2 separate regions of the Mus musculus genome follow, and region 1 is linked to region 2. The links are chromatin contacts, found by Hi-C or POLR2A ChIA-PET in ENCODE. All regions are on one chromosome and are shown on one strand. Each heading gives the region's core, a stretch centred on a gene start or an enhancer-like site at or near the end of the contact. The rest is flanking DNA. Distances are from core to core; before and after follow the strand shown. Region 1 overlaps Stk38l (serine/threonine kinase 38 like). Region 2 holds the start of Med21 (mediator complex subunit 21).

What was found. Hi-C counts contacts between places; a loop is a spot of excess contacts on that map. ChIA-PET counts read pairs that join two places held with the same protein, here RNA polymerase II (POLR2A).
Region 1: a loop to region 2 is called in a map of mouse embryonic stem cell, with 2.0 times the contacts of the local background. The contact joins the enhancer-like site here to the promoter of Med21 in region 2. A Hi-C loop is called at or near these places in 3 of 37 maps with a recorded cell type or tissue (Patski, mouse embryonic stem cell and mouse trophoblast stem cell). POLR2A ChIA-PET finds 5 or more read pairs at or near these places in 3 of 5 experiments (Patski and embryonic stem cell).

The regions. Positions count from the first base shown.
Region 1 is chr6:146,750,297-146,755,014 of GRCm38, reverse strand. The region is part of intron 1 of Stk38l (serine/threonine kinase 38 like); the gene reads right to left. Among named protein-coding and RNA genes, the nearest start is that of Stk38l, 28 kb to the right of the region's middle. Within about 2 kb of position 3,159, at least 1 of the 3 ENCODE cell types and tissues checked has a DNase peak (open chromatin) inside an H3K27ac peak, as active enhancers do.
Region 2 is chr6:146,639,586-146,644,276 of GRCm38, reverse strand. Med21 (mediator complex subunit 21) reads right to left here and starts at 1,698. Exons shown (of 4, transcript NM_025315.3): 1 at 1,625-1,698. The coding sequence starts at 1,666.

The DNA of each region.
Region 1 (4,718 bases), core at 1,910-4,409, 110 kb before region 2:
CCCAGAGTTCAAATTCTGTTTTGAGATCATATATGGAAATGGCAAAAGTAGGGAAAGAGAAACAGCTATCACATAGCCAGCATATCCCAAATCATGTCTGCTGTCAGGATTTGAAGGAGAAAGAATAGACCAGAATCAAAGCTTTCCAGTAAATTTAAGAAATCTAGATTACAGGTAAGAAAGTTGCTCAGGGCAGAACTTGCCAGCTTCCTTATGTCAGCATGTGCTCACCCTCAATAGCAACAGGCACACCATCTGCATGAGTATCCTAGAGAGCTTCTTCAAGACACATGATGTCCAGGTTCACAGACCGTCAAAGCTTAAGGAAGCAAGTGTCAGCTACTTTTCTCAATAAACACTACTCTGGGGGCAAGGGTCTTTAAAAGCTCCAACCAAGTACAATTCCTAAGGATTCAGGACACTTTCTGTGCCTCTTCTTTTGGCAACAAGCAAACAAACAGGAAAATGTCCAGAAGATAGGTGGCTGAGAAGATAACACCCAAAGGGAAAACCAGGCAAGAGAAAACGGTACTACTCCAGGCCAACACAAACCTTTCACAAAGCTAAGGAAGAAACAAGCTTTTCATAAAGGCTCTTTAATAAAAAACACAAAGTGACACAGATCATAGAGTTACATGACTTGTAAGTAATGCCTGCATGAATCAGAAAGAAAGATGGAGAAGGGAAAGGAAAGAGGAAGGTGGAGGAGACACAGCCTTGGAGGGAGCAGGCGAGCTGCAACCGGGAGGTGCAGAATATACTCCTGCTCAGTTTGATGACGTGTGAAATCTAGTCTCCAATCCATTTCTGAACTACTCTATCCTACCCAAGCTTACAGGAGACTGGTATACAGAAAGAACAGCAGTGTGCTGACTTACACAGCAAGAGGTGAACAAAGGAGGAACAGGACCTGCATTTGTCACAACTCACTCCATTCCTGCAAGGGACAGACTGCTGTCAGGAAACCAGGTTGATGTGGAGAGAACAATGGAAACATTCAGTGACTTTAGGATGGAGGGGCATGGCCAAAGATTGATGAATGCCTGTCTCCCTGGGGCCCCAGACACTGCCAAGTGCTGGAGGAGAGGACACACTAACTTCCAAAGCTGAATAAAATTCCTTCTGGGAGCAGGTCTGTGGGCCAGAGGAGAAAGAAAAATGGCTGGTAAAAATCTTTGAAGATGTTTTGTGTTACACAAACATGTGTGGGAATGTAAAACAATTCTCAAGCCCTGGAGCATGACTGCATTGAAAATATAGACAAACACGGTCCTGAGATACACATTGTAAATCTGGATCTATATATAGAATAAGCAGACAAGGTCTCTTTCCTCCCCCAGAAGATGATGTAATAAACTTTACTCCAAAACCAAAAACAGATGTTGATGAAAATCTATTCTTAGGTACTTTATAACTGTCATTAGCATATTCGTTACATTCTTGTTAGACACACCTGAAAGTTCATATGGCTTGATTGAAAACCAGGTCAAAGCAAATGCTATCCATCATCACCTCTGTAACCAATGCATGCAGCACTAGATAGGGATCCTGCATGCCATGCAAACAATCTACTCGGATATAATGAAGTTCAGTCTGTGCCTATGCCCCATATATAATCATTTCATAGGTTCAAAGCTACAAAACACCTGGTGCAATGTTTGCCTTCAAAAGGAAAACTTCCTCCTAAGATGCATGCACAGTAAAGCTGGGTCCCCAGGTCTCAGTGATTAGCTTTAACAACGAAGAACTTTTTGTTCTAACCAGATACAGACTGTCTTTATATATTTTTAATTATATAAAAACTAACAAGTGTTCAAAGTTCAAAGAATGATCTGGATAATCAGTTGTTTTACACTGTAAGCCCACATCTTTAACTGACTCAACACTGGCTTTTGTCTTTTATTAAAGCTCTTTTTCTAGCCAGAAAAAAAGAAAGGATACAATCTGTAAGCCTAGAATTCCCCGATTGAGAAACATAATGCTAGTGTTCTTTAATTTCTTATTCATTTAAACAAGTGATCCCCAATTCATCAGAGAAATATTACCAACAGTGAAGTACAGCACTTGTTAGCTGAGCTGGTGGGATTCACACACAGATACAGACACACACACACACTCACACACATGCATGCATATCTATAAATAGAAATGTGTCCCCATTACCAGCAAACTTCAAAGGCAGAAAGCTTTTCAATTTCATCTCAGTATCTTTGATGCTACTTGTAATGCCCAGCAGTGTGAAGTCTCTTAATCCATCCTGACTTGTGGTACCGATGCCTGAGGCTGCAGGTCCTCAGACTGCAGCCCCAGATGCTGGGTCCCTAATGAAGAGTGCCAGTCACTGCCTCTTTTCATAGGCATATATGAGGAAGCCAGAAAGCCAGTAGGCTCAAGTTCAACACTATATATTTAAAAACTCAAAATATAATATGTATGTAGATGTCGTATGAAACTTTTTAACACTAAATCTGTAAACAAGGACCTTAATAAGGACAATAAACAAAAAAGGATAGAAATGTTCAATGTTACTCGCCAATCAAAGCACAGAGATACCACAGGATACAGGATGCTCTTTGCAGTGGAGGAGAGTGCTCCTTCAGATGTTGGCAGTGAGGCAGAGACAGGGAGTCAACCTGTACCATGCCACAGAGCCAGTGCCCTGTACCACAGTGGACCTGGATTTTGTCCTATGAACCAAAAAATTATGACAAGAGTGTGTCATGGAACAAAACTAAAGATGAGGAGGATGACTACTGAGGAAAACCCCAGTGAGTTCTTCAGCATAGCTTAGACTTCCTTTCAGGGAAGCAGGATTTTACAGGTAGCTGCAAAACTGCATTATTTAAGGGGCTCAAATTATCACTGTCTTTTTAAGTGCCTTTCCTGCCCATGACTCAAAGGCTTAAAGTCACAAACCAGGGCAGCACAAGCCCGAGCTCAACTACCTTCAAACAGTATTTATGGTAAGGGAAACATGAAGAGAAGAGAAACAAAAGAATGTTCTAGATTTGAGGAGGAGCCTGCTCCCTTTGTGTCCTCTATATTCCAAGGAAGCGTAGACAGACCAGATGCAGGTACTGTGCCAACAGTGAGGGCTTGGTGTGATGTGAGAACCACCAATGAGTGAACTGGCAGGGAAAGGGCTGAGTGGTGAGAGGTGGTGTGACATCCTGGTGAGGGGAGGAGCCAGCTGGGGAAGCAGTCTGGACAAGTGGTAAAGCTTGCATGTCTGGGGATACTTGCTGTTTACTTTCCTAAAAGTGAACTTCTAATAGGAATAGACTACACATGCATTTCTCTTTCTCTTTCTCTTTCTCTCTCTCTCTCTCTCTCTCTCTCTCTCTCTCTCTCTCTCTCTCTCTCACACACACACACACACACATACACACACACACACACACACACACACACACACACACACACACACACGTCATTCATATTCAGAGAGTGGGCATGAATTTGTGTGTGCACACATTTGTGCATGTATATGTGTGTATGTTGCGGAGGAGTCCTTTTCAACTAAACTCAAAAGTGATAAAACTACCTGAACAATTCTGAACTACAAGTAATACTTTATGGAAGCAAGAAATTAGCACCAAAATTAAACCACAGTATAGTCAAGAGTATAACTTAAAACCTAAATAGCCATGAGTGATTTTTACTAATTTTGAGTCATTTTAACTCTCCCAAGAGACTTTTTTGGTCATCACAAGTGACCAAAGAAACTGCTCCCAGCTAAAAACAGACACATGTGACTTCTGACTGGCACTGTCCTGAGCATACGGACCACTCAATTCCAGCTACTCTGACATGATCCAGAAGGTACCTGTCCCAACACATCAGAACACAAAAAATTTTAAGACTTAAAAAAATGCTAAGGAGCTCTTCAACTGACTTCTGACCACTTTATTACTGAACCCTGAACATTGCAGCAATTTAGTGATTCATGGTCTTCAGAATATAACCTAGATTTTTTAGGGAAAAAAAAAATCACATACACACACAATAAGAAAAAAAAATGTAGGGTGAAATTTTAAAAACTGTGTCCTGGCTGTCATCAAGGAAACCTTCCATACAACATAAGAACTCAGGAAACTCTCCATTAAAGCAACATTGGCATTTAAAGCCATGCACAATTTTCTAAAGTCAACTACAGGTAACACTATGGAAAATACAGCTGAACACAGGGTAAGACCTTCCAAAGGCAATTTTGCTTACAGAAAGCTGATACTTAAGTGACGTGAGGATTTTCTTATCTGTTGTTAAGTGACGGGGTCATTCCCCCATTCCCCTCACTGTATGGAAGTGAAGCACAGACATGGGGAGAACAAGCTAAGTGGTCCACAGACAAGAGGTGGTGCAACAGGCTATGTAGTAGCCTATAGCGAAGCTCCCACTGCGGCTGGTAAATTCACAGGGCAATGGCAATCCCAGGACACTGCACCACCCTGCAGAGCAGCTCAGTGCCAGCACTGACTGAGGACTAGCCCATAGACTCTGTCGTCTCAGTCTACTCTAACATAGACCCCAATAACCCAGCCACTGTTTCCCATCTTGCCTTATGATCTGGGTTCTACCTACTTTGTCCAGATGGTCAAAGAAAAAAAAATAACCATAGGCTTCTTGAAAGCCAAGGTGAAGATACTACCTACAGAAGAATCTTGGTTTTATTTACGTTTCCTTCCCCTGCCCCTTCTCCTCCTACTATTAACCTCCTC
Region 2 (4,691 bases), core at 449-2,948:
TTCATCAACATTTAAGAGATAGCCCCTCAACTTTAAAACTACTTTATTTACACAGAATAGACTAGTCTTCCCACTAGTAGATACACAATTTCAATGTACTCTCAAAAATGATGAATTACCAAGAAGCCTTGTTATAACATTCCTGTTTAAAAAACACTGTCCAGAGAACTAGGTATTTAGATTTTTTTTTTCAGCAGGCATATACTGTGTAGGCTCTTCTACATCAAACTACAACCAGAATGACACTAAGAGATTTTAATTACCAATGGAAAACTGTTGCACTATTTTTGTTGTTGTTGTTTTGGTTTGGTTTTTTTTTTTCGAGACAGGGTTTCTCTGTGTAGCCCTGGCTCTCCTGGAACTCACTCTGTAGACCAGGTGGCCTTGAATTCAGAAATCCGCCTGCCTCTGCCTCCCAAGTGCTGGGATTACAGGAATTAAAGATGTGGGTCACCATTCCAGGCTCAGTATTTAGTTTTCCATTCATGTACAATTAAGCCAGAATAACAGCCAGAGGCGACAAAGTTAGAGAAGCTAGCAGTTTTCAGGAGCTTTTGTTGTAGATTTTGATTACTGGGCTGTTTTTTTTTTTTGTTTTTAACGCCAATCTGGTCTCCACAGTGTGCAGGTCAGCCAGAGCTACACAGTGAGACCATCTCAAAACAAAACAAAAATCCCTCTTGTGTACATTCACTGTTCTGTGGTACTGTGCTGTAAGAGCTTCACTCCACCTATAAGAGCCTCTTAGGGAAGATCGTAAAGCAGACTTAAACAAATGCAAAGAAACGGAGAGGCCAGGATCTGGCCTCTTCTAGACGTTACTCTCCAACCATTGGTGCTGGAGTCGCCAAGAGCGGAGGGAGGAGTGAAGGCCTACAGAAAGCAAGGCAAGCTCACGCCCTGGTCACTCATACACCAACCTACAAACACTCAACACTTTGTTGTGGTCTTTTGTGTTTTGTTTTCTGAGATGGGCTATCAAACTGGAGCTCAGGCTGGCCCGGAGCTCGCTGCAATCCTCCTGTCTCAGCCTCAGAGGTGGAATCACAGGAGAAATCCGTTTGGCAGGTTGAAATTGAAACGCGAGGGAGGGATACACACAAAAGTGCTTAGGCGTGTGCTGCCCCACAAAGGAAGTTCTAGAAGCATCCCTGGAACTTGAGTACTCGCTTCCTGGCTACCTGGCCGCAGACCTTGAGTCTCCTCAGGAGAGGCCGTCGTCGGGTCCCCTCCTTATTAGCGGCCACTCGTTCCCTTCCTCAAGTTCGCACCTCACCAGAGGCCCCGGGTCCCATGGCTCTCAGGAGAGACTGGCAGGTCCCACATCCTCTCAGGAGAGACCCCCGGGTCCCACCTCCCTTAGGAGAGACTGGCGGCTCCGACCTCCCCTCAGGACAGGCCCCCGGGTCCCGCCTCCCCTCAGGACAAGCCGCCCGGCCCGGTCTCCCCTCAGGACAGGCCCGTCTCCTCAGACCCCGCCCTGTGGACTACGTGAGACCCAGGCCTCACGGGGTGCGCCGCCCGCGGCGACCTCAATCTGCGCGCTCCCCGGGGCCTTGCCTCGCCCCTTCCTCCTCTCTCCGCGTCAGGAAAGCAAGGCTGGCGAGCAGAGGAAAGCCCTCACCGAGTTCACAGCGTCCTGCAGCTGAGTGAGTCTATCCGCCATGTTCACCACGCACGCAAGGGTGCGCAAAAGCTGCTAGAGCGCGAGCGATTGGCCAATTTATGACGCCTCCGGACCAATCACAGGCCTTCCTCCTTGAGGGGCGTGGTTAAGGAAGCATGCTGCCGGGGAGGGGCGGGGCCAGCCTGCGGGCCTGCTGACGTCAGGCGGGTGGGATCCAGGGCTGGTGTGGGGGAGGAGGGACGCGTGCAGGCTGAGCTGCTACGGGTTCGCGTTTACGCTGGACCGAGCCTGTGAAGGGAAGGTGCTTCCTCCATTCTGTCTGTTAGCTCTGACGAGGCTATGCCTCACGGTGTAGTCCTGGCTGGCCTGGAATGTGTTTTGTTTGTGAGGGGTTTTGTTTTTGTTCGTTCGTTTCTTTGTTTTGTTTATCTGGAACACTTGTTTTCCTTTGCTTTTACTTTGCAGGTATACCACAAAGCATACTCGCAGCCCGCCATTCACAACATTTAAATTCGAGAAATTAACATTCTCCAGGAAATCAAAATGGCTAGAAAAGGGTGGCTAATTAGTTTGGGGCAGGAGGTGCTTACCCAACTGGAGACTAGATTAGTGCTTTAATTCTGAGTGGGAGTGCCTGGGGGAAATGGAAAGCATTAAACAGCTCTGTGATGAGGAACGGGTGATAAGTAAAGTGAAAAGGAGGAAGAAGAGCATTTGAAGGTAGGAGGTGCAAACTCTGTAGACCAGGCTGGCCTCGAACGCAGAAATCTGCCTGCCTCTGCCTTCCAAGTGCTGGGATTAAAGGTGTGCGCCACCACGCCCGGTCTAGGCAGGTTCGATCTTAAGAAAGATCAGCTTCAGAATGTAAATTTAGAACTGGGGCTTCCTGACAGTTTTCCGTGTGAAGGGTGATAGCAGAAAGGTCATTTCTGTTAGCCTGGGGATATTCTGATGGGAAGTGAGTCCTGAATCTGCAAATACCTGGTTTGTGGAACTCAGACAAACTGTTTATCATAGTTTCCAAGATGATCATTTCTGGAGTTGGAGGTGGGTGGGTATGTGAGCCTGTTTTTTGTTGCTACAACTGAATAGCACAGACAAGCAATTACAAAGAACGTTTACTCCCTACAGTGTTCTGGAGGCTGGGAAGTCCACTATCAAGGTGGACTGTCATCGTGAGAGAGCCTTCTTGGTGAATCCTAACAGAGGAGGACATAACAGATGAGGAGGTTGGGAGGTATCCACCAGAGAAGACTCCTCAGATGTGGTTTAAGCCAACAGATAGTCATGATTAGCCAGCCATCGACTATACTGGGTATTCAGGATCCCAGCCTTCCTCAGGGTGAACTTTCTAGCACAAAATTCGTATCTTGAGTTGACATGACTCAGTTAACAAAAATAGTTGGGTAGAAGTGTAACTACAGAAACCAAAAAGCAAGGTTAGTACATTTACAGACTTTCCCAGAACTATGGACTTTGATATGGACTTTTATTTTCGTTTTGGCAGGTGGTGCTGCCTACATCCTCAGTTTTATGATACTTCATCGTAGAGTAAGTTGTGCTAAAATCCGGGCCTGTTACAAGGCAGGGCAAGAGAGCACACGTCAATCACATTATAGCCCATCAACATGAATGGGCCCTTAAGGGGACCTGAAGATCCCAGTCACTTTCCAAAGGTCTCAAATCCTAGTAACACATGACTTTGGGATTTAAAATTCTAGTAGATGGAATGGCATTTTGAAATCGAGGAAATAATTTTGAGGATCTCAGCTTCTGGGATATTTTTTCCCACTCGTCTATAGGAAGTTCCACTTGTGTTTCACATCTGTCTTCATTTCCACCAACAGTGTACTTTACCACTGTGGTCAAACTGGGAACCTCCACAGGTCTTGCACTTCCTCTTACAAATGAAATTGACAGTTAGGTTTGGTAGCACTTGCCTTTAATCCCGGTACTTGTATCTCTGAGTTTGAGACTAGCCTATTCTATACATCACGTTCCAGGGCAGCCAGAGCTACATAGTGAGACCATGTCTAAAAAAACCCCAAAAATCTGGATGGGTTAGTGCACATCTTGCACACAGACATACACACAGACAAAACTCCCCTATATAAAATAAATTTAAAAAATTTCTCTACACAAAAGCAAAAAAATAAAAGAGCAGACAGAAAAGAATGAAAACATTTTAAAATTATTTATTGTGTGTGTGCATTATGTTTGTGTGTGTGATATGTATGTGTGTATATGTCACAACGTGCATGTGAAGGTCGTAGAACATTGTAGAATTGTTCTCTATTATAGGTGAGTCTTAGGGATTGGACTTGGGTTGTCAGGCTTGTTCTGCAAACACCTTTACATGCTGAGCACCCGTGCCATCTTGGTTAAACACTTCTGAAAGAACACTTAAAACAGATGGTTACTGATAGGCTGCAACTTATCCCACTTGGTAAAGAGTCTGAGGTTGCCAGCCCCATAGAAGAGAGCTGCCTGAAGTACAGGAGCCACCTCAAGACATCCTATGCTGCAATGGGGCCTCCTCAAGACAACCCATGCTGCAATGGGGCCTCCTCAAGACATCCCATGCTGCAATGGGGCCTCCTCAAGACATCCCATGCTGCAATGGGGCCTCCTCAAGACAACCCATGCTGCAATGGGGCCACCTCAAGACATCCCATGCTGCAATGGGGCCTCCTCAAGACAACCCATGCTGCAATGGGGTCACCTCAAGACAACCCATGCTGCAATCCCAAGATTCTTAGCCAAAATTTACTCATGTCCCTGAGCCTTCTGCCAGGTCCACCTACTTCAGCCAAAGCCCCCAACCACTGGACTTATCTGTGGACTGTTTGAAGAGTCCTGTTAAAGCAATGAGTCTGTGTTAGCTTTTTGATAGTGTAGTATGACTTGAGATAATCAACCAGTCAACAAAAGATATCTTACTAGTGCCTTTGGAGGCTGTCGCCTGTTATTGATTAGCCTTGTTACATTAGGTCAGCACCAGCAGATCATATGGTGGAACTCAGTTTATGACCAGGACAAACAAGGAGAGAGACGAGAGGCCAGA